Linked DNA regions of Homo sapiens: region 2 is linked to region 1. A link is an interaction called in ENCODE POLR2A ChIA-PET data of the cell type or tissue named here. Cell type or tissue: CD4-positive, alpha-beta T cell. All regions are shown on one strand. Each heading gives the region's core, and the rest is flanking DNA. Links, peaks and the distances in the headings are about the cores only. Region 1 has its middle 180 kb from the start of MAF. Region 2 overlaps WWOX (WW domain containing oxidoreductase).

Evidence for each region. ChIA-PET counts read pairs that join two places held together with the same protein. Peaks named below come from ENCODE experiments on the same cell type or tissue, not always from the same donor. Only the 100,000 strongest peaks of a DNase experiment are listed, where the experiment ranks them.
Region 2: POLR2A ChIA-PET joins it to region 1 with 5 read pairs; 1 of 35 experiments calls an interaction of 5 or more read pairs at or near these places.

The regions. Positions count from the first base shown.
Region 1 is chr16:79,410,213-79,422,742 of GRCh38, reverse strand. It overlaps a transcript of MAF not described here. Among named protein-coding and RNA genes, the nearest start is that of MAF, 180 kb to the left of the region's middle. In CD4-positive, alpha-beta T cell, for the core only: no CTCF peak of the experiment used is centred there; no DNase peak of the experiment used is centred there; H3K27ac peaks cover 823 bases.
Region 2 is chr16:79,036,123-79,048,652 of GRCh38, reverse strand. The region is part of intron 8 of WWOX (WW domain containing oxidoreductase); the gene reads right to left. Among named protein-coding and RNA genes, the nearest start is that of WWOX-AS2, 540 kb to the right of the region's middle. In CD4-positive, alpha-beta T cell, for the core only: no CTCF peak of the experiment used is centred there; a DNase peak (open chromatin) is centred at 5,562.

The DNA.
Region 1 (12,530 bases), core at 1,576-9,575:
AATAGGTCTTCAATAAATATTGTTGAATGAGTGAGTGAATGAGTTTTAAATCATACTCACCCGAAAGCCAGATATGCCCCCCAAAGGAATGGGGATATGAATAAAACTAGCAGCTACTGAGCACTAAGTATATACCAGGGACGGCCCAGCTGCTTACTCTCTGCTAAACCCCAGAAGTGCATGGAGCAAGCTGTCTCCTCAATTTAAAGATGAAGAGAAAGAGGCTCATTGAATCTCTATGACTGGCTCAAGGTCTTGGAGGCAGTAAATGGTCAAGGTGGGAATCAGGTCTGTCATTTTAACCCAAGACTCTGGGGTCCCCGGGACTCTACAGAGAGTCCATGACAATGAAATGCTTTCTTTGAATTTCATTTTATTGGAGCACTAATAAAAACAGAAGAAAACCTCTGGCCCGTGCAGAAAGGAAAAGCCCCTTCACTTTGACGTCATTGACTAAATCACTTCTTCTTTCAACCTAATTCTTCGCAACCATGAAATATGCTGAATAAGGTTCTTAGAACGAGTGGTTAGGAAAACAAAATAAAGCAGAGAAACCCAAAATAACACATCAGCTCAGGCTTCATTTTTCCAGAATGCTCTGTCCTCGGTGTAGAATAAACAGTGATTCTACTTTATCATGCTCTCATTAAGAATTCACTACTCAAGGCTGGGCGTGGTGGCTCACACCTGTAATCCTAGCATTTTGGGAGGCCAAGGCGGGTGGATCACCTGAGTTCAGGAGTTCGAGACCAGCCTGGCCAACATGGTGAAACCCCATCTCTACTAAAAACACAAAAATTAGCTGAGTGTGATGGCACATGCCTGTGATCCCAGCTACCCAGGAGGGTGAGGCAGGAGAATGGCTGGAACCTGGGAGGCGGGGGCTGCAGTGAGCTGAGATTGTGCCACTGAACTCCAGCCTGGGGGATAGAGCAAGACTCTGTCTCAAAAGAAAAAAACAAAACAAAAGAATTCACTACTCAAGAGGCTGAGACAGGAGGATGCTTGAGCCCAGGAGCTCAAGGTTGCAGCGGCCAACAATTGTGCCATTGCACTCCAGCCTGGGTGACAGAGCAAGAACCTGTCTCAAAAAAAAAAAAAAAATCACTTTTCTTCATTTACTAACTGTCTTTCCCTTTTCTCCGGCCTGGTTTAGAATGTCTATCATCTTCCCTTCCGAGGTTTCTGTCTTCCGATCTGTAAAAGCTAAAAGTAGAGGAAACAAATGCATATTACTAAGTGACAAGAGCCAGTCTGAAAAGACTACATACTGTATGAATCCAACTACATGACATTGTGGAAAAGCCAAAACTATGGAGACAGTAAAAAGATCAGCGGTTGCCAGGCACTAGCAGGGAGGGAGGGATGAATGGGCAGAGCACAGAGGGTTTTCAGGGCAGGAACATGGCTCTGTGTGATACTAGAATAGTGGATACGTGTCATTATACATTTGTCAGTCCCATAGACTGCACAGCAGCCAGCGCTTATCCACAAGGGAATACGTTCTGAGACCTGCAGTGGATGCCTGAAACTGCGGACAATAACAAACGCAATGTATATTGTTTTCTCTTGTACGTACATACTTATGATAAAGTTTAATTTGCAAATTAGGCAGAGTAAGAGATTAACAACGGCTAATAATAAAATAGAACAGTTATATTAATATATTGTAATAAATCTCTCTCTCTCAATTTTTTTTTTTTTCTTTTTGAGACAGAGTCTCGCTCTGTCACCAGGCTGGAGTGAAGTGGTGCGATCTCAGCTCACTGCAACCTCCGCCTCCCGGGTTCCAGCGATTCTCCTGTCTCAGCCTCCCAAGTAGCTGGGATTACAGGTGCCTGCCCCCATGCCTGGATAATTTTTGTGTTTTTAGTAGAGACGGCAGGGGTTTCTCCACGTTGGACAGGCTGGTCTTGAACTCCTGACCTCAGGTGATCCACCCGCCTTGGCCTCCAAAAGTGCTAGGATTACAGGCATGAGCCACCGCGTCAAGCCTCAAAATATCTTATTGTACTGCAGTCACTTATTTGTGGGCCGCGGTTCACCGCGGATGACTGAAACCTTGGAAAGAGGCCTTGGAAAAGGGGGCACTGCCGAGCAACAGCTAAAGTGAACCCTGATGAAACTCTGGGCGGTAATGATGTGGCCAATGCACCACTCTGGTGCGGGAGGTTGTTAGTGGGGGAGGCCGTAGGGGGAGGGGGGCAGCAGTGATTTGAAAAATCACTCTATTTTTTGTTCTATTTTGCTGTGAACCTAAACATTCTCTAAAATAAAAATACTCTTATAAAAAAGAAAAGCCAAGAAGCCACATCTTCTGATCTTGTTTTTTTGGCGTGGGAAGGGCGTGTCAACATGCGGCCACTGTGTTCAGAAACGTGACTGTGTTCACGCGTTGTTTTGTCTGCCGTCGCTGCTGCCTGGAGTGGGTGCCCTGTCCCACGTTGGCCTCGTGCCCACAAAATCACATATAACGTGACACACATTTTGTTCGCCATACAAGAACACTGATGCACATCTATAAACAGCACATCTGAGGGATCAATCTTATTGATTTTCTTTTTTCCAAGTGCCTCTGTCAGAATGAACACAAAGTATTAGTCTGTCTCCCAAATCCACAGGCGTGTTATTGGATTCCTGCAGTTTTGTAGGTGCTGGCCACAGTCACTTTTGCAGTATGTTTACTTGAAGAAGATGCAGGAGAATTGTCAAATGGGTTAAAGAAAGAAAAAAAAAAACCGTGTGTTACCCTCTGAAAAATTGTCTGAATTCACTGGTTATACTCCAGGACTCTCCATGGAAAGTGTGAGTGGAAAACATTTTTTTTTTTCCGGGAGATTTAAAATGCCTTGGATCATGAATGACCAAAGAAAGCAAAGTTTGCAAAGTAAGGGTGGTTAATGGATGAACAGATCATGGTGATGCTGTGACACTGCCACCCTGGTGTCCCTAAAGCTTCCTGCACTCTTGATTAGGTATACAAAGATGATTTCTTCCTCGTGCCAAGGTGAGCTCGGTCTAGGTTTTCTTCTGAATTGTGGCATCTGTGATGAAAATCTCCCCGGCTCCAGAAAATCATCTGAGTGGGGCTGTTCTCATTTTGTCTGTTTCTTCAAAGAGGAACGGGTCAGATCTTGTTTTTCCAGAACAGACATGGAAGATAAGAGGTGGAACATCCTAGACACCAGAGAGTTGCCCGGCTCAGTGCGGCTAAGCCTGGAAGCCTGAAACAGGCTCATCAATAAGCTCCCTGCCTTGCCATCGGCATGGAAACTGTAAGGCGACTGAGGACAGAATCACTGATTTCCAAACCTAGGATGCTTCTAGCAGAAATTTCCACTTCCTCTTGTGTCCTGTTTTCTCAATCTCTGTCCATTTGTGCTGAGTCAAACGTAAGGAAAAGGTGAAATATTGTGACACCAAAGGCTGAAGCCTTGTTCCAAGGAAGTGTCGAGTTCTGTCATTTCCTTCCTTTCAGCCTCCTCAAATCCTCCCTCTATGGGAGGCTGCTGGGAGCCAAAACTGCTGTGTTTGGCCCATGCTGATATTAAACTTCTGAGCACCCCATGATTGCCCTTACCTGGCCAGCACACCTTCACCCTGGCAGAAATGTCCATTTTCCTGAGGGGGGAAGTTAATTCGGAGTTTGGTCCACATTTAGACTGGTGTATTTCCTGTGCAAACACTGCTGACATTTATGAAAACTAATTTAATAAATGTCTGTGATATAGCACTTATTAACATACCACAAAATAGCTCCAGAGTAGCCCATTTTAATCAAATAAATTGTTGCTGCTGGTACCACAGGCTGTTCTTTTATTATGGGGAAGGCAGCAGCCCCCAGCAGAGGAGCAGGAGACGGAGTTTGTGTGGGGCCCTGTGTTGGGGCCTGCAGCTCCACCCAACCATGCGGTGAGGAGCCTGCATCTCTCTGCATTTGCTCCTGATATGAGATAATGAAAAATTGCTTATCATATATCATCTCCATAAATCTTAGCGACAATAAGTCATAAAACCTTGTGTCCTTACATATGGTAGGCGCCCGGGGATCATGTTGCCATATGTGAACAGCAGCTTCTAGGAGAGAGAAAAAAATTCTGTTGCATAAGAAAAACTTCCAGAACTGCTTTCCATACCTAGAGTGAGCACGCCTCCCGCCCTTCCCCATCTATCCTGTTTTATTTTATTTTATTTTTCCTTTCCTTTGCCCCCTCACCACGGGGCTGCCTCCCTTTGTTCCAAATTACCATCGGAAGAACTCCCAGCGCACTAATTAGGAAATTTTGTGGTTTGCTAAATTTTCTTTCTGTCTGTCACAACAGAATGAGTGAATAATCGTCCCCAGCCCCAACGTAGGACACAGGTATTCAGGCTTTGTGTGGCTGAACAGGGGCTCTTTTTTTCTCTGTGGCTGCTCCCAGCTGACCGTGAGGCCCCAGCCCGAAAACTGTCCCCAGATAATGAGAAATGCCTATTTATTTTTAAAACTCAACTCGTTTTCATATCTATCAGCTAAATTAAAGGAGACACGAGAAGATGGTCTCTCAAGCCCAGCCGCGCTGGAGCCTGTGTTCTCGAGACACAATGAGAGGGAATCATCCGGCTTCAGGCTGGCAATGAAGATAGGTCCCTGTTTTCTTCCTCAGGCCAGTTGCACACTTGAGATGTAAAAAAGGGTCAAGGATTTTCTTTTTCTTTTTTAGTTCAACAATTTGATTATCTGTTGCCTCTTGCACAAGGCCAGACCCGCGCAGGAGGAAAACACTCACACATAGGCCAGTCGGGGGAAACTCTCCGGGGTGAAGCAGAGGACCCCTGCAATTTATCATTTCTAAGAATTCCCATTTCCAGGCGAAAATACGGATGCGTTATCGTGGAAAGTAACGTGTGCCGCGTCGTGTGGAGCTCTCCAGCAGCGTCTTATCTGGCCTCAAGAGGGACACTCCTTTCCTGAGATATTTTATCCAAAAGCTGTAAACAAAACTAAGCTCCTGATATTTGGTCAACAAGAGAAAACACTCTGACAGCCAAGCAGGAAGTTAGAGGGCCATGTGGGGAGGGGACGGAGGACCGTACTGCTCCAAGAAGGGGAAGCAGGCTAGGCAGGCTCGGTAGGGCTGGGGACCCCCGCCTCCAAACCTCTGCTCGCCCCAGCCCTCCCTCCTTCGGTTGTCTGTCCCCTTTCCCATGATCCTGTGCAGGAAGCCCACTTTGAGGACCACCAGTCCGCCAGCCCATAATAACATCGCACATCCAAATAGCATGACTTGAACCTTTGGGTCACCCTTGGAAACCGGCTGGGAGAGGGAGAAGTATCCCCTCCACCTTCAAAATAGAATGGGGATAGATACTGCCAGGAGTTCTTTTGATGTTTGGCACCAAGTTGCAGACAGACTGACTTTGTGCTATTCTGATGCTAATTATTTTACCAAGTGATATCTGATTGTTTCTATAAAAGGTTTATGTCGGTGTAGTTCACCACAGGCTTTTTAATGACCTCAAGATGGAAGCAAGAAATGCACCCAGAGTCCATTAAAGAATTAGGTTCTATGAACGCCCAAGTCTGCTGGAAGGGGTCGGCTGCAGGCACCTCCTCAGCCTCAAATGAAAATGAGAATGGTGTGCCCCTGGCTGAATAACTTTTGCTAAAAGAAGGCATAAAAAATACCCTTTCCGTCTGTGAGTTCGGCTCATAGCATGTCTTGGGAATTCTGGCATTGTGGAAACAACATGTTTGCCTGGATTCCATGTTTCTAACTTGAATATAAAGCTGGTGTGCTGGTGTGCAAATAAGAATAATTATGATTGTTGTCACAGTCATCACTGTAATACTTCATGAGTAAAAAACAAAAGGCTGTCTACCATCTTCCTAAAACTATATAACACTTCATTGTCTCCCCTTTACCCATGAAGAAATAGTCAAAAAACAACACAGCGGCTTCCCCAACTTTCTACAGGGAGAGGGTAGCAAGCTGCTTCAGGTCATAGGATGCTCTCTGGTCAGCAGGGTCTTCTAATCCCAATTCCATTTCTTGGCCTTGGACAGAACTGATGCTAACTGACCATTCGGAGCACCGCGCTCCCAGGAACAATATCTGAGTCACGTCTTTCCTTTCTATTTCTTCATCTGTAAAACTGGAGTGGGGGTACGGCCACTCCCTCCTGGATATTTAAAACTTTCAGCTTTAAAAATATTCAATTCTATGAAAGTCACAGTAAATGCCTGATCTTTTTTTTTTTTTTGCAATTTAACCATAAACCACTTCCTTCTTTTTATTCTTGCAAATGTAGTGTATCACCGTGAAGAGAAACAGAAGCACCTATATTTCGAAGAGTTTGTAAGAGTAAAGCCTGTTTCACATGCTGGGAACATATCACTGTGTTCCCAACATGTTGACATGGAGCTTGTCACAGAGACGCTTCCCAATAACTCATGGCTAAATGAATGAAAGGGATGACCTAATTCAGGTCCCTCAATCCCCAAGAACTCCATCAGACCACAACAGAATCAGAGGCAGTTCTGCTGCCACAGCTCAGCCATCTCCTGGTGGTGTCGTTGTCTAACTATTAGCAGTGAGCAATCGCCCCACTTCCATCCTGTGCCGCGGGTGGCAGCTTAGGGGCACACACAGCAGCTGCAGCCCACCCAAAGCTGGGCACATCCCCTCTGTCAGTGCTGCTGGTAGGAGACAGGTGCTGTGCTCGGGCGCAACCAGACACACGGCACTTTGCTAAAAGGAGGTAGGGAAGGTCTCACCCAAGAGGGATGCTTGGTAGGAAGTTCAGATTTTCATAGGGAGGGACATTCTAAGGACCGTAATACAATACACCAAGGGATGCAAGAGTATGGCCCCTGGAGAGAAGAGGGAAGCTGAGATTTGTCAAGGGGTTTGTGACTTGAGAGTTGCCATTGTTTTACAGATAAGGAAGCTGAGGCTCCGGGATTTTTAATAACTAGCCCCAAAGGCACCCAATAGAAAGGGGAGGGCCCAGGATCAAACCCAGGTCTAACTGACTCCAAAGCCCATGCCCTTTCTAATATGGCACAAGCAGAAGGGAGGGGTGGAGGCCTAGAGAGAGAGCAGAGCTGTCAGTGGCCCCGAGGCAACCATAGGATGCAAGCTGCTTTGTAGCTGCAGAAGGAAAAGTGATCCAGGCTTTGAATGCTGACCACACTGAGCAAGGCAGCATCTCTGCCAGCCTCCCTCACAACCTGAGCCATTCCTAATTTAAGGGGACTTCTGCCCCAACACATAGCTCTATTCCTGGATAGTAGAGAGATTTTTCAATGGCTAGAGTCCTGAACCACCCAACAATTTTCCTTCCCTCCTTCCTTCCTTGCCTCTTTCCCTCCCTTCCTTGCTCCCTCCTTCCTCCTTCTTGCCTGCCTGCCTGCCTGTTCATCCTCCCTCCTTCCTTCTCTCCTTCCGTCCTTCCTCCCTTCCTTCCCTCCCTCCCTCCCTTCCTTCCTTCCTTGTTCTTTCCTTCTGTCTCTAAAATTTGTTGACTTGTATCCTGTGCCCAGCACTTTGCTAAGTGCTAATGAACTAACAAGAGTCCTGCCCGTGTAGCTCTCCATGTTTGGGTGAGCTCATCCGTGGTTGAGGACAATGTTAGAGCTGCTCTCAAAGATTTCTAGTTCTCGCTTCCTGCAGGGCACACAGTCCTTTGAGGTTAAGCCTGGGCATGGGAATAGTTTTGTTCAATGAAATGCAAAGGGAAACAAACATGTCAACTCTGGATGGAAGCATTCAAGAGCTGGTGCAGAATTTCCTGTGGTCTCTGTTCCCCTGCCTCAGTGATTGGGGACACCCTATGACATGGAAATCCCATAAGATTTGAACAGTTTAGAATGCTAAGACAACACATGAACTAGTGTCGTGGAGGAGTTCCCTGGTCCTACAATGGATATCACGTGCATGTGCATCTTTAAGTTTTTGATATTTGGAAGTTGTTTGTTATTACAGAGTCTAATACAGTTTTTCCTGATTAACAAAACTCCATTTTGATCTTGGCTCCCAGCTGCATCTTTCCTTATGATTTCTCTCTTACCCAAACCATCTCTTTGAGACTTTGGTTTTCCTTCCAGCTTTCAAGCTCCTTGAGCACTAGTCCGTGTCTGTTTACCTCTGTATCCCACTGATATAGTTTGGATATTTGTCCCTTCTAAATCTCATGTTGAAATGTGACCCCTAGTATTGGAGGTGGGGCCTGGTGACAGGTGTTTGGGTCCTGGAGGCAGATCCCTCATGAATGGCTTTGTGCCCTCCTCACAGTAATAATGAGTTCTCACTCTATTAGTTCACATGAGATCTGATTGATTTTTAAAACAACCTGGCATCTTCCCTTCTCTCTTGTCCCTCTCTTGCCATGTGAAATGCTGGCTCCCCTTGCCTGCTACCATGAGCAAAATCTTCCTGAGGCCTCACCAGAAGCTGAGCAGATGCTGGCACCATGCTTCTTGTACAGCTTGAGAACTGTAAGCCAAATAAATCTCTTTTCTTTGTGAATTGCCCATCCTCAGGTACTCCTTTGTAGCAACACAAAATGGACCAAGACACTCTCACACTTGGTTTAGTGTCTGGCAAAGAACAAGAGCTCAGCCAATGTTTGTTAAGTGGATAAGTAAGAGAATGTATGAGGTATACACCCTCAACCACCAAGCTGGCAAAGGCAGTACTAGACTAGGCAGTGACCTAAAAGGTACAGGAAGGATGGATTTGTGAGCTCAGACAGCTGAGGGCATTTGGCCAGCTACTGATGGAGCCAGCATCTGAACTCAGGTGTGTTGGCCCCAAAGCTCATCCTCTTTCCATCTCAGCACACTCACTGATTCCCCACTGGATTTGGGAATGTGGCCTACTTTTGCCAATCTTTCTTCTCGAATGAACGATGTGTTATCATAATGTGCTTTACCCCACAAAACCACCCTTCCCCTGGCAGAGTAGGGGTTGCCTCTTCGGAAAGATTGCTGACCATATTATTACTAAGAAGGAAAATAACTAATATTACTCGAGTATTTCCTGGGTTTCAGGCACCTGATCCCACAATGGAGATTATCTGTGTGTGAAATACATACATTATTGACATATGTTATTTTATCTAATGCTTATAATAACTCTATGAAGTAGGTCTCATTTTTATCCCTGGTTAAAGAGAGAAAGATATAGCTCAGAGAGGTAAAGTAACTGGATCAAAACTGCACAGCTCGGCCGGGCGCGGTGGCTCACGCTTGTAATCCCAGCACTTTGGGAGGCCGAGGCGGGTGGATCACGAGGTCAGGAGATCGAGACCATGGTGAAACCCCGTCTCTACTAAAAATAAAAAAAAAATTAGCCGGGCGAGGTGGCAGGCGCCTGTAGTCCCAGCTACTCGGAGAGGCTGAGGCAGGAGAATGGCGTGAACCCGGGAGGCGGAGCTTGCAGTGAGCCGAGGCTGCGCCACTGTACTCCAGCCTGGGTGACAGAGCGAGACTCCGTCTCAAAAAAAAAAAAAAAAAAAAAAAAAAAAAAAAAAAAAAAAAAAAAAAAAACTGCACAGCTCACAAGTAGCAGAGCTGGAATTGGAGCACAAATCTAACTCCATAATGGAAGCTTGTAACAACTGTTTTATGTCACAACTTGTCCTGGGGAGTATGTATGAGTTTATGAGAAAGAAAAGGAGAGAGAGAGGCTTCTTGGGGCTGGCAATAATATAGGAATATTTTTTTCTCTACTTACTGTTTATCCAAGTTTGTCACTTGTGTTTTTACAGGAAGCTGTAAGGACTTCCTGCTTTAACTCTCACAGATGCTGACCCTGATAATCCCCTATTTACATACCTACAGGGCAAGGCGAAGCCCAAGGTGCTGACTCTTGTGAGATTTCAGGACAAGCACTGATGGATCACCTCCTCCCATATTATCTCTAGTGCCGCCTCCCAGAACGCTCTGGGTGTGAATGGGGGAGGGTTGTCTTTCCTCTGTCCTTTAGGACAGCTTTAAGCTCTGGAGTAGGCCCTTTCATACATGTTACTTCCATTGATCTTAACAACAACTGCTGGAGCCTATCTACAGGAACTGCGATCCCCATTTTATAGCTGAGAAAACCAAGGCTTAGCTTGAAGCAGTGCTCCTCAACTGGGCGCAACTGCCACAACTTGAGAGGGAGGTGCTGTGGCCAAAAGGGTGAAGGCCAAGAATCCTATTCAATATCCTGCAATACACAGGACAGCCCCTACAACAGTTACCCAGCCCAAATGTCAGTGCCCAGGTGGATAAATTTTGATTTAGATACTTCATGGAACATTCAAGCAATAGGGCTGGGATTTCAACCAATGTCTGTCAAGGCTGTGTACTACTCACAATGGAGGAAACACAGACATGGGGACCCTAAAGCCAATAGGGCCCTTCCCCAACACCTCCACATGGTGGCTTATCTGCCACCTGCACATACCTGGTACCACGGTAATCATACCCTCTAGGGTGTCAACTGGCCCTTTATCTGAACACAACTGTACCTCACCGTTGTGAACTTGTGCTCTTGACATCAGCCTCCCTGAAAGCTCATCTTTGCCATATTGTACTTGCATGTTTTATTTCTAAATTACCCCCAGTCACAGGCCTGTGAATCTTAAGGCCTGGCTCATTCATCTGAGACTATCCTCATATATTTCAATCATTTAGAAAACACTCACTCTCTGCCTGACGTGTACTAAGTGCTCAGTCTGCACAAGGGAAGCAAGGTGTCGCACAAAGTGAGTCATTATCGTGGTACTGGTAACAACAGCAACACTACTGCCACTTATGGAGCTTTCATACCATCCAGACACCATCTCATCTAACTCTCTGGTGACCCTACTACATATGTTTTTAAAGGGTGCAGAGGAAACACAGAAATGAGTGCCGAGGTTGCCTGGGTGGTTGAGGAAGACAACCTGAAGATCAGAGTAGAGATCTGGAAGAGGAATAGCTCTGTGGGTAAAGGCATAACATGCAGGAAGAGTGAGCAGCAAGAGGAAAAGCCTGGGGGAGCCCAAATCATGGTGTGTCTAGAAAGTTGCACAGAGTAATTCAGTAAATAAAGATAGTAGTTGGAGTTGGCCAGATGTCTGGCATCACACAGCTAAATCTTGTAATGACTTGTAATTGAGGTGATTCACCTCAATTTATAGGTTGCCTCCATCACTCAGGGCAAAAGTCACCAGACTTAGATGAAAAGAAGCCCAAACAGACCCCTGCAGGGCTCTCATCTTCTGCCCTGCAAACATTTCCAGGGCTTTCCCCAATGTTCATTGTCATGCAGGCTTCAGAGGCCTGTTTGAATGACACTGAGGTTGGTTACACAAAATAAAAGGTTCAGGGGATGGATATGGGGCAGATAACTCAAGTGTTCATAATACAGGAATTAGAATTATTTAGATGATGTTCATGTCCAAGTCAATAGGGATGTGACATAGAAAACCCAATTAATTCACCAAAGAGGTTATTTACTGAGCACCTGTCTTGAATGCTTGAGGGACAAAAAATAACGAGAAAGGCGAGGTCCCAGCCACCAAGGTTTCGAGGTCTTGTGAGAAAACTGCAAGGCGAACAAAATCAAGGACATTATGGAAAATCACCTGAATAGTGACTGGGGAGTGGAAACTAAAATGGGACAAGGGAGGAGTTGGTGAATAAAGGCAAGATCAAAGGAAGTCTCTGCAGAAGGCAGTACTCAGGCTGGTCTTGGAGGAAGGAAAAATGGATGGAACTAGTGAGGGCATTTAAGGTCCCTAAGACCGATATCTAAGGAAAAGTCAAGGGATCCTAAATTCAGGTCAGGTCCCCCCTCCCTGGAACATCACGTAAGGTCCTTCATTGTCAGGTATCCACCTCTATGCAAAGGGTTATCTCTGGCCTCTCTGCCTCCAATCAGGCCTGATTCACACCCAAACCCCAGCCCCTACAAGTCATCTGCCATCTATGGTCACACGATGGTTTCAAGCTTTTGTCCAGGCTCTTTCCTTTCTCTGGAAGATGAACAACTCTTTAACCTTATATGAGCAGCTCAAATGCTGCCTCCTCCATGCAGCCTTCCTGCATTCACTCTACTCTTTTTTCTTTGCCCTCATCCCATGTCACAGCCATGCATGTTACTGGTTGCCATGGTTGACCTTCTCAACAGAATGTGAGCAGCTCCTTGAGATCAGGGACTTGTCTAACTTTGTATTTCCTTCCACATATGTACCCAGCGCAGGGCACGATTCATACTGAAGGTACACTAATTATCTGTGGACCACATAGGTGAATTGAATAGGAAATGATCTTCTGCAATGAGCTGATTTACTCATAGAAATTTGGAGTGTGTTCGCAGTTGCTCAGTTCAATATGATGGCCACTAATGGCATGTGGCTATTTAACTTTGACAAAAGAAAAACTTCAGCCGAATTAAATTTAAAGGAGTTTAGCTGAGCAATGAAAGATTCGCAAATTGGGCAGCTCCCAGAATCACAACAGATTCACAGAGATTCCAGCGCAGCCATGTGGTGGAAAAAGATTTATAGACAAAAAA
Region 2 (12,530 bases), core at 1,957-9,956, 370 kb after region 1:
GCTTTAGAGTATAATTATCAGAGAAAACAAAAAAACACAACACATTCTTTAGCATACGTTATGTTAATGGCAGGTTAGGATGGCCCACTGTGCATAATTTAGCCAAACAATTGATACCAAATTTTTATATATATATATGATTACTGCTACAGAAACGAAGCACCAAGACAAAGCACAGGAGAGCTCATAATAGACACACGTGAACTCTGAAGCCCTAATTACATCACGGGGGACGGTAATCAGTTGCTGCTGAACCAAGCAGAAAATGGGGGTAATTTGTAAACAGGTAGAGTGGCAGTCCAGGTGCACCGGCATGTGTGTGGGGCTGGAGGGCTGGGGCCCCTGGGCTTCCATCTGAGCTTTGCAAGGATGGAGAGGTTCAGGATCACTTTTCTCAGCTGAAAACACAACCTCCAAGCTCTACACAGGTCAGCTCCCTCCTGGCCTGCCCTTCAGTTCAAAAAATAGAAAGTCGAAGGCTAGCTTTTTGAAGGAAGCTTCTCCATGCTCCATGAAATAGAAAATGATTTTCCGTGTCTGTGATCTGAGGCCCATTGCCCTGTATCTTCCCCTGATATCCTAGAAGACGTGAGTCCCTGGCATCTTAGGGAGCAGAGGGATGCCAGTCTATAGCCACCTTGACCACAAGGGATATTTTCAGGAGAGGATATAGTGAATTCTCCTTCCTGCAACTCCTCTGCAGACAGGAGATTTTGTGCTAGGTAATTGCTCGGGTGTATTCTGGTTCAAAATGCAGAGTCTGTGAATCTGAATCAATGAGTTGTCAGATTTCTTTCTTTCCTTCATTCATGCAGGACTACAAATCTGCTCACGTCATGGTCCTACTGTGAGCCAGTCATCAGATCGCAACCAAGAGTCACCAAGTACCTGGAATACAGCTGCCCTGTGACGTTACCTTCCATCTGCATCACCCAAAACAAACTGACAAGCAAAAAAAAAAAAAAAAAAAAAAAAAAAAATCAGGACAGTCTCAGGAGAAAGTCACCCAGTTCTGACATCCAGAACTGTAAGGGAATCGATTTGTGTTATTTTATGCCACAAAATTTGTAGTAATCTGTTACAGCAGCCACAGGACACTGATACACATGGTGGCCCCTAGAGGGAGTTCAAGACAGGATGCAGGTATTTGTGCATTAACGACATCATTTCTATATGCCAGGCTTTCATAAACCTTGGTAGACCAGGCTGACATTCCTCAGTCGATCAATCAATTAATCAATTAACCAATGGATCAATCTTCATCTGGTCTATTTCTGGCCTTGTCAAATTCATTAGCAAAACCACCATAAGCTTTTCAGCATTGCGGCTCAAGGGAATCTAAGAAAACACTTCAGACTATTAAGACTTGCTTCTCACACAAGTATTTGTGGCCTTTAAATACATGGTGAATCCATGAGGGTAAGGACAATTTGTGTCTCTTTCCCTCCCCACCCTCAATGCCTTGCATGTGCTTACTACTCAATAAATATTTATTGACTGAATGAAAGAATAAATGAATGAATGAATGAATACATATGTGAATGGCTGGAAGGGTGGCATGCTGGTTGAAAGGAGAAGCAATATTTGTGGATGCCAAGGACATATGTAAATTAAATGGCTTTGCAAATTTCTGATAAAAGGTCAGTTGCTTTATTGTTTAAACCACGGGGTCAGGTAGCTCAGGCTGGGGGTTACTTTTACATGGAAGGGAGATAATGAGTTGTGAGTTGTTTAAGAATTTGAGTAACCAATCGTATTAGGAATATGGGAAGTACGAGAAGAAGAGAAAAGAAGGACTAGAAATGGAAGAAGAGTTGGACACAAAGAGACATTTGTTGTAGTGCAGGCCTGGGGGACAAAGAGAGCAGGGTGAAGTTGCCCACACACACCCAGCCCTGGATTTCTTTTTGAGAGAAAGAGGTGGGAGCTGAATGGCTGCAGGAAGAATCTACCAGAGTCGGTTCAAAATCTCCTGCTGGGCTGAGCCAAGCTATGCTCACCGTGGAGTCCTCCTGGTGAGACAGAAAGCTTTGTTTTTCTGTGTACTGGGGAGGAACTGGGAGAAACACTCCCCGGTGAGCTCTCTCACCCTCTTCCCACCATGTGAAGATGCACAAGAAGGGCAGACATCTATGAATCAGGAGCCCAGCCTTCACCAGACAGTGAACCTTCCACTGCCTTAATCTTAGACTTCCCAGTCTCCAGAACCATGTAAAACAATTGTGGTTAAGGCCATCCAGTCTGTGATACTTTTGTCACAGCAGCCTGAACTGATAAAGACAACAGGATACAGGAAAGGAAGAACCAGAGAGAATGACTAATTTTTCTTGATCATCTACTATGTGCTGGTGCTACTATATCCCTGGGCTGAGAGCTTTACAGTTCAAGGGAAAAAAGGGAGTTAGACAAATGCAGAGAAAATGAACTAAACACTTGGATACATACTGACAATAATAATAACAGTGGCTACTTCTCTTGAGCAATGAACATGTGCTGAGCACAGTCCTGCAAGGGAGGATTATTATCCCTACAATATAGAAAAGAAAACTGTGGCCGGGTGCAGTGGCTTATGCCTGTAATTCTAGCACTTTGGGAGGGCAAGGCAGACAGATCATCTGAGGTCAGGAGCTCGAGGCCAGCCTGGCCAACATGGTGAAAGCCCGTCTCTACTAAAAATACAAAAATTAGCCAGCCATGGTGGTGTGCACCTGTAGTCCCAGCTACTTGGGAGGCTGAGGCAGGAGAATCACTTGAACCCGGGAGGCAGAGGTTGCAGTGAGCTGAGATTGTGCCACTGCACTCCAGCCTGGGCAACAGAGTGAGACTCCATCTCAAAAAAAAAAAAAAAAAAAAAAAAAAAAAAAAAAAAAAAGGAAAAGAAAAAAGGAAAGACGAGCTCCAGAGAGATTACATCACTTGCCCACAGTTGCACAGTTAGTAAGTGCACACACACACACTGTGTTAACCCACAATGCAGTTAGTAAGTGATTGAGCCAAGATGCAAAACTCAGGTGCCTCTGCCTCCAAGCTGGTCCTTTTCATTGATAGCTGATGTGCATCAGATTGTTTTGAGGCTTTAAATTCTGCCTCCGTGTTCTATTGGGAAAATGAGACTAGGAATGGAGAAATTTCTCATCCAAGTAAGGGAAACTAACAACATAGTCTCTCTTTCTGGAGAGGTCAGCTGGCAACTTTGCCCATTTCCTGAGAGTATCCTCTCACCCACGCAGATCATGATGTACATCTCTCTGGAGTGGGAGCCAGGCCACACTCCAAGCTACAAGCTGGACAACTGGGCTGATCCTTGCCAATTAAAATGCAACTCCAGCCTGCATTTCCATGTAGGTCAAATGTCCCATGAGCTATCACTGAATCCCAGAGGCTGCATATTTAATTCTGTACCCTTAGAAAGCTCTTGCTGAAATGAGGTACATCCACCACATAAGAACTTGGTTCTAATGCATAATTTGGGGAAAAGATTTAATTTAACACTTGTAAAGGTTAATGCGATAGAATTTACGAAAGAATAAATGAATGAACGAATGCCTAAAATTTGAGGCAAAATCTAACATTTGGAGAGATTGACAGGAGCAGAGCTGATCTTTCCAGAGAACTTAGCATCTTCTAGAGCTCGCTGATGCTAATTTTAACATCTACCCTTTATTGAGCAGTTATTATGTATGTAAATCTTTATGCACATTATCTCATTGATTATTGTAGCAACTCTATGAAATGAGCACTAGCATTAGCCTCATTCTACACAGGGGAGGATGGGGGACTCAATGAGGCTGAGTGACTTTACAGGGTCACAGAGCTGTTAAGTGGCAGCGCTGGGCCTTGAGGTTGGACTTTAAGATCCACACTCTTCAGCATTCTCTGACACTGCCTTCTTTTCCATTCTTCAACATCAGTCCCCTCTACAATAATCCTGCTCAGAGACCATGTATTAGGCCATTCTTGCATTGCTATAAAGAATTACCTGAGACTGGGTAATTTATAAAGAAAAGAGGTTTAATTGGCTCATAGTTCCACAGGCTGTACAGGAAACATGATACTGGCAGCTGCCTGGCTTCTGGGGGAAGTCTCAAGAAGCTTACAATCATGGCAGAAGGAGAAGGCGGAGCAGGCACGTCATGTGGCCAGGGCAGGAGCAAGAGACAGGGTGGGGGGCTGTGCCACACATTTTTAAATGACCAGCTCCCCCAACAACTCACTCACTATCGTGAGGACAGTACCAAGAGGATGGTGGTAAACCATTCATGAGAAATCCACCCCCATGACCCAATCACCTCCCACCATGCCCCACCTCCAACGCTGCAGATTACCTTTTGACATGAGCTTTGGGCAGGGACAACATCTAAGCTGTATCAGACCGCCAGCTGGAACTTCAATACTTTCAACGACGGATTTTGATGGTAACTTTCCTTCTCCCTGAAGAGCGTTTGTTGAATGCCTACACTGTGGGCCTGAAGACTCCTCCCTGAACACAGTGAACATTTGCTGTTTGGGATTCCCAGTACGTGTTCCTTTTCTTTTGCTTATATTTCAGTCTCCCTTTGGGAGCTGCGCCTCACTGTGACTCTCAGGCCACCGGGTCTGGGCAGGGCCGAAGCCTCTTCCTGGCTCTAGGAGAGAGCACATAACTCAGGCCTAATCAATGAGAGTTTCATTGTCCCTGGCCACAAGGACCAAACCACAGAAGACAAGTGACCAGAAAGGTCCGAGCAGAGTGAATGAGCGGCAGCCCTGGACTTTTGCTACAACTACTGGCCTTGGAGGCCAGAGGTACTCCACTTCCAGAGTTTGCTCTCTACATCCCATCTAAGCCTGTCTTAGAATAAAGCTAGCAGAGAAGAGATCAAAACTGAGGACCAGAGAAAGAAAGGTGTCTGATAATATCATTTCAGCCTGGATCCAGAGATTAATTCCCTGGTTATGAATCTTCCTCTGCCCAGTCTATACTGGTCAGCCTGATCCTATTTACATGACAAAAATCATCATGTCTCAAATTACTTACTTAATAAAATGTGGGTTTGTGTGTTATTAGCAAACATTAGGGTTATAATGCAGGATGGAAATTTGGAACAAATTAACTACACATGCAAGCTGTCGGATCCTGGATCCAGCTATGCCTGAACTCACGTCTACCCCTGGACTTCCCACTTACTTATCTAATGCACTTGCTTTTCCTCCCTGAAGCTATTTTAAGTTGAGTTCAGTTCTGTCTCTCATCCTCAATGTTGGTCTTAATTTTATCCTCAGAATCCACAAAGAACAAATCAAAATTTCCTGCAGAAAAATTTTTCATAAATCAAAAACCATTTTTTTAATCCTAATTTCTGCTACCATGCCACCACCTCTATTCATCTGGTAGAGGTTTAATTCACGAAGTTCATTGTAAAGTTTCCTGGCACCCTCACAGGAAACAAGTTATACATAGATTTTTTTTTCATTTAAAAAAACACTCATGTGGCCATTCAAAGCTACATCTCTCTTCTCTTCAGCTGCAAGTAGGCAAAGTCAGCACCTCTCACCTGCCCACGTGTCCAGGAAGCATCTACCACAGAGGAAATGGCAGTGCCCAGGTATGATGGGAACTCTTGATGACAGGAGAGCCTGTCCCATTACATCACTGAACAGAAAAGCTCAAAGACAAGACCAAGAGTGAATCTTAGCAGACAGTCAAGAAGGATGAGAAATGAGGGCATCCATAGGCATTTGCTCATCATGAAATTCTGACGCATCACTTAAAATCCAGGGACACATGAATAGAAGCAATAAAAGCTATTTTAATTAAATTTGAGCTATAATTCTGGGTTTCTTGTTTTGTTTTGGTACTTGCATGGTTCAACAGTATATTAGACAAATGTGCATTTGAGAAATCCTGATCAAGGAGGACAAGTTAGAAGAAAAAAAAAAAAAAACCCTGAGTATTCATCTGTCTTCCCACAAAGTCTTCCTGAAGCTATTCTTGCAAAACCTTCTGCCCACTGGCACTGTATGCGTATGATTAACTGCACTTGAGCCCAACAGCTTGCATGTATAGTTAATTTGCTCCAAATTTCCATGCTGCATTATAACCCTAATAATCACTAATAATAGACAAACCCACATTTTATTGAGTAAGTAATTTGAGACATTATGATTTTTATCATGCGAATAGGATCAGGCTGACCAATTTACACTGGGCAGAGGAAGATAAATAACCAGGGAATCAATCTCTCCAGCACAGACTCTGTCTCTTGGCAAAATGATATACATTGATCAGGCAAGAAACCCAGCTCCAGGCCCTGCTAGGCAACAAAGTCAATGAACTTCCATGTTCCAAGCCAAAAGGTCAGGGAAGGTGCATGTTTCCACCCATGACATAATGCAAAAGACAGTGAGGAAGCCTCAGCTTTTGGGAGGGTGTAAGAGAGCGTGGGCTTTGGAGTTCATGGACAGAGTTTCCAACCCCAGCTAGGGCACTCAATCACTGTGTGCATCTGAGCCTCCACCTGTGAATACTTCAGAGACAGGCGGGGGAACGTGGGTGCAGGTTAACCAAGAGCAAGCAGGTGCAGGCACCTGGAACATGGTAGCTAGAGAGTTAATCAGTTTCCCTCCAAAATTTGTGGAACATAAAGAGTAGGATAGAAGGTATATACATTTTACATTTCGCACCCATTTTGCAGAACCAGGGTGAACTTCCCATTCATTTCCACACAAGAAACCACCAAGACTCTTAGAGAGGAGAAAGCAGTTCCCGGGCTCCTCCAGTTTCTCTAAACACGTGTGAGAAAGGACAGAGCAAGCAGAGGTTGAATGTAAGTTATTATCCCTTCTAGGTTTGTCTGAATTTTGCCAGGAAGCTAAAGCAAAAGCGTATGGAATGAAAAAACAAAAGTGTAAAGCATTAAAGCTCAAGCCCTGGATTCCATGAAAGGTCCAGTTTTGCCAGTTTCAAACTGCCTCATGCCCTTGCCATTTGCAGTGATGGCTTCTGTCTTTCTGAGGTGGGATGGCTCTTGGTGGCCTGCTACTGACCCCAGTCACTTGGAATTCTGATCCCGTACTCCCAGAGGCCAACCAGACTTATTCACCCGTCATAGGCTCAGCCCTCCTTGGCCCCCTGCTAAGCAGCTGATGAGTTCTGCGGACTTAATGAGCATGATCCCTGCTCCATCATCCAGGTTCCTAATGAGAAACTGGAACCCACAGGGCTTATGTCTGCCCAGGACAGGACACCGGCAAGGAACCGCAAGGGGCGTGGTGGGTGGAATCCTTATATCAGGGAATGGGCATTCCAGCAAGGAAGGCTTCCTAGAGAGGGTGAGCTCAGAGAGAAGGTGACACACAGAGGCTGGGGGACAAGCGGGAGGGGTGACAGGGAGATGATTAACCTTATGAAGGAAGAAAGCCAAGAATTAACAGACATCACACGAGTGCAAAGAAGATTCCTCTTTTGCATTCGTTTTTATTTTTATTTAAGTTGGGGCAAGACCATGGGGTCAATATCTGTATTGTGTCAGAGACTGCCAATAGGTGTGTTACATTACATGACAACACACGTAATGAATTACATGTATTAGGACATTGCATTCTGGCCATGTTTCTGCTTGGATAAGAGACTGAAGCTCAGAACGGTGAAATGCACTTGTCTGATGCACTTGTCTGCTAGTAACTAGGGATTTCAGGAACCACCTCATTGTCCCCCCACAGCCCAAAACCCATGCTCCATCCATGGATGCGTCCTGCAACCCAGGAGCAACCTCTCCCTTGGGCAAATTGGCTGGGCAACAGCTAGCTAAGTTACTTTCTGTGATCGGAAAAAAATCCCAGTACAACCTTGCTCCTCCCCGAGCTCTCCGGACAAGGACAAAGCACTCAGAAGAAGGTCTAAGAGTGTCAGGTTCCCTGGCTGACAAGTCTAGGGGGATCTCTGTGGTTCTAGTTATCCCAATGATCTGTGACTCTTTTGCAGGGTAGCTGGGGAGGGGTTGATGATGAGGGTGGGAACTAAAGCAAAACTGATCTGTTTTACAGTCATGATTTTCCTGAGAAAAGTGAGAAAGAAATGACAAAAATTATCAACTCAGGCCAGGCCCAGTGGCTGATACCTGTAAGCCCAGCACTTTGTGGGGCCAAGGTAGGTAGATCACCTGAGCTCAGGAGTTCGAGACCAGCCTGGGCAACATAGTGAAGGCTTGTCTCTACCAAAGATGCAAAACAATTATCTGGCCATGGTGGTGCATCCTGTGGTCCCAGCTGCTCATGAGGCTGAGGCAGGAGGATCGCTTGGGCCTGGGAGGCAGAGGTGGCAGTGAGCTGAGATCGCACCACCGCACTCCAGTCTGGGCAACAGAATGAGACCTTGTCTCAAAAAAAAAAAAAAAAATCAACTCAGAAAGAATGAACTGAAATGTACCTGAGATGTGGGACTTGGCTCTTTGAGGTTCAAAGAACTTGGAGGTCATACCAAGGATGAACGCTATCATTTTCCAAGGGCTCTTTTTATGCCAGGATCCATTCCAAGTACATTACTGATGTGAGCCAATCTTCACAGCAACCTATGGGGTAGGAATGATTATTATACCCAGTTTATAGATGGAAACACTGAGGCACAGCAGGGTGATGCTAATTGCCCAAGGGCACACAACTGGTAGTGTAACTGCCACCTTTGATGAAATGTACCAGCATGATCGTATGCATTTACAACACACTACACCCCTCCAGATGTACTCAAGAGAACCCCAGGATGGCATGGAGCCCAGCGTATCAGTCCATGGAATGTGGCTTCCTGGAAGAAGCAACTCCTGACTGGTAGAGATGAGTCAGATGATGAATATCAGACAGACAGAAGAGCACGCAAAAAGGTTCAGAGAAGGGAGATTTCGAGGTGAGAAAACTGAAGTCAGAGCCACTGAAACTAAGACCCCAGGCTCTCCTGCTTCCATCTAGCATCACCCTGCTCCTCCTCATGTTTTCTTAAGAAAGATGGCACAAGGAACAATGGACAGGAGTTACTTTCCGAGGTGCCGGGTCAAGAAGCCTACGGTAGGAAGGCAAAACCCTCGCCAGTGCTGGCATCTGGCAACAGTGACAATGGACACCTCGACCATGGACACAGTCATGGGCAAAAGGATTCTGCTTGGGACCCAACTGTTTCTAATCAGCCTTTACGATGGGCAAATGCGTCGCCTCTGGTTCTGCACAGCTGTGCCCAGGAGGAAGCTGCTCCTCCTGTTCCAGGGCTTGGCTGTTCTGTGACTTCCTATGGGGGAAGGGGGTCGTTTTCGGCCTGGTCCCACTTAGTCCTCAATGAAACTCCCTTACAGATGAGGTGACTTGGCTTCTGCTGGCAGGAGAGGAGGCAATCCAAGGGCGCAGAGAGGTTAATGGCTTATGCACCAAGACAGTCATTCCTGCAAAGTCAGATCGGTATTCTGCAACCCCTGAACAAAACTGCAACGCAAAGTCCTGGGTTCAAAACCGTAACATGAGCATCACCTGCAAAAAGAATTCCCCAGCTACAATAAAACAGTCAGAACTTTCATTTCTTTAATTTTTTTTAATGCAGGAAATCAAGTTCAGTTTATCCATGTTAAATTTAAGAATCCCAACGTAGAGGTTTAACACTAAGTCATATGAATTATAACCTATTAAAACTCCCATTTGTGGCAGACATTAGCTTTGAAAAAAATGATCCTAGGGGCAACTCAATAGATATATGTGGTCATGAAATGCAGATTTGTAAGTTATCCTCTATGTATGCTTTACATCTTTTTAAAAAATGTATTTTTCTGATTTAAAAGTTATTTCTAGGCTGGGCACAGTGGCTCATGCTTGTAATCCCAGCACTTTGGGAGGCTGAGGCAGGTGGGTCACCTGAAGTTAGGAATTCAAGAGCAGTCTGGCCAATATGGTGAAACCCTGTCTCTACTAAAAACACAAAAATTAGTTGGGTGTGGTGGTGGGTGCCTGTAATCCCAGCTACTTGGGAGCCTGAGGCAGGAAAATTGCTTGAATCTGGGAGGCAGACATTGCAGTGAGCTGAGATTGCACCATTGCACTCCAGCCTGTGTGACAAGAGAGAAACTCTGTCTCAAAAAAAATAAAAAGTTAATTCTTTGTCAGAAAACTCTGATAATATATTGTTAAAAATCATAATTAGAACACTCATAAACAATAACATCTCAATAAATTTCCTTCCAGTCTTTTTTTTCTGTGCATGTCTAGGGCATGTTAAAACATATCTTAGTAATTTTTTCCATAATTAGACTCACAGAATTTTTCTTCCTTCGTTTTCCACCTAATGTTGTATCATAAGCATTTTCTTCTTATTTTTCATTAAAATCACTGTTTATACTTTGAAACGCCCTTTTATGTATTTTATCTTCAGGAGACAATTCACTGGATCTTTCTGGGAATAACCACGTGCATGAGGAAAGACAAATATTTGCAAAGGGCCAACAGGGTGTGAGCTGACAAAAAAAAAGTGTGCAGGTGGCCTCTCACCCTGTCCTGGGGTTCACGGGGGGACAGATCCTTTTGAACTGGATCCTGCACTCTCCCAACTGCTCATCTGAATTAATTGTTGAGGAGGGAAGCCGAGAGAATGCTAAAGAGGAATCTGTACAGGGGAACTGGCAGATATTGGAGCCTGGTTGCCATCATGTGTTAACGAGCTTTTTCTGGTTATGTAGGGGAGGAACAGAACCAGAAAAGAAATGCGAGTGTGAGTGCTTTTCTCGGATGGAAAGCCTGTCCTTTGGCTGCAGCTGGCATTTCTACTGGCACAGTCGGCCACCCAGAGAGCAGGCAGGAGCTGGATGGAATGCTGACCTCTGGCAGAAAGATCTCCTGACCTTGGGGATAAAAATGTCTAGATGACCTTGTAGGGGATAAAAACAACTCAACTTCACCAGAAATGCAAACAAAACCAACCTCTCCAATGACATATTTACCTGGCTTGCGATTGTGAGGCCTATTTAATAACCTTTCACTAACAACTAAGGTTGCAGGAGGTTGGGAGGGTGTGGCAACCTGCCCATCCTGCCTCAGCTTCTGGGAGGTAGCAGGGTGCAGTTGTAGACCTTGTAAACACACAGATTTAAATGTGGTCTCTGTCACTCATCAGCAGTGTGACTTTGGGAAGGTGACAGCTGCTGAGTCCTAGACTCCTATGACAACTTCCTTTCCACAGACCCCACAACTTGATGTAACGAACCCCCAGTCTAGTACCCAGCATACAGCATCATCGATAATCACATTCCCCCAACACACCCTCAATCAACTGACCCTAGGAATATCCATTCTTCCTCTCTACAAAAAGACTTGAGAATCAAAACCATTCTGGTTTCACCCATGCCCCAGCACTTTCCAGGCAGGGTAGGAAAAGAAGCATCCCCCAGAGTCAGGAGCAGGAGCGAGAGAGAGAGAACGAACAAATGAATTACTGTTGGCAATTACAGGGCCAAGACTGCTGTCACTTTTCTGATGGTGCTGGCAGTCAAGGCAGCTTTGTGCTCCTCTCCCTTCCTTGAGAGAGATTACAAACTGAAAACCATTGCTGTAAAGCCCAGGCCCCGCCCTGAGTCTGAGGAAGAGCCCTGCATTCTTAACAGAGTGCCTGAGAAGCAGTAACAACAAATACAGTTAATACGTGAGCCATGAGAGACCCATCACTATACCCATATTCCTTTTGTGTGGCTAAATGGAGCCAAGATAACACACTGAGAAATACGTATCTTCAGAACCACTTATTGCCCATCTGAAAGAATCCCTTTGGCACTTCCACTGAATCTGATCCTCTCTTCATGTGTCTAAAATACCTGATGCTAACATCTCTACAGCACAGTTCATCTCTTCTGAAACAGGATACACTCAGAGCCATGATGACAGATATGCAGCATGCCTGTTTACTCTTCCCAATCCTTCGCTCACTGCAGACATCACTAATCAATCCCAGCACTCGTTCAATCAAGTGCAGGTACAGCCTCACAGTCCTTCCAAAAACAGAGCTTCAGAGAGCCACTGTGAATTGAATGGAGTTGGTAAGCCTTTCATAGAAGGACAGATCATTCATCTCTTCTCCCACATTAAGCCAAGAGCTCCGATAATTCAGGCAGAGGAAAGCCCTGACTCTGGCACTTCCTTAGGAGCTGCTCGGAGGAAGCTGCACCATAGGAGGGTTTGTCAAAGGCCTCACATGTCATGAATGATGCAGCAAATGCAGATACTTATATGGAGGTCAACGGGCAATAATTCTATGAGGCAAGAATGGGACTTAAATTACAAAGTTGAACATAAAGGGTACTGTCTAATGAATGCAGGAAGAGTGATGAGTTTTCGATTTTTCAGCCAAAAGAGGTGCCATCTGATGGGCATTATCTGGTGGGAGTCAGGGCAAAAAGTAGGCCCCATGGCATGGTTGACAGAGTGGGGAGAAAGCTGTAGTGGGTATACTGTTTGAGACGCTACTTGAAGAGGGTGAAACCTGACCCAAGGAAATCTCCAATTCCTAAATCCAAGGTATTTCATAGAGAGTG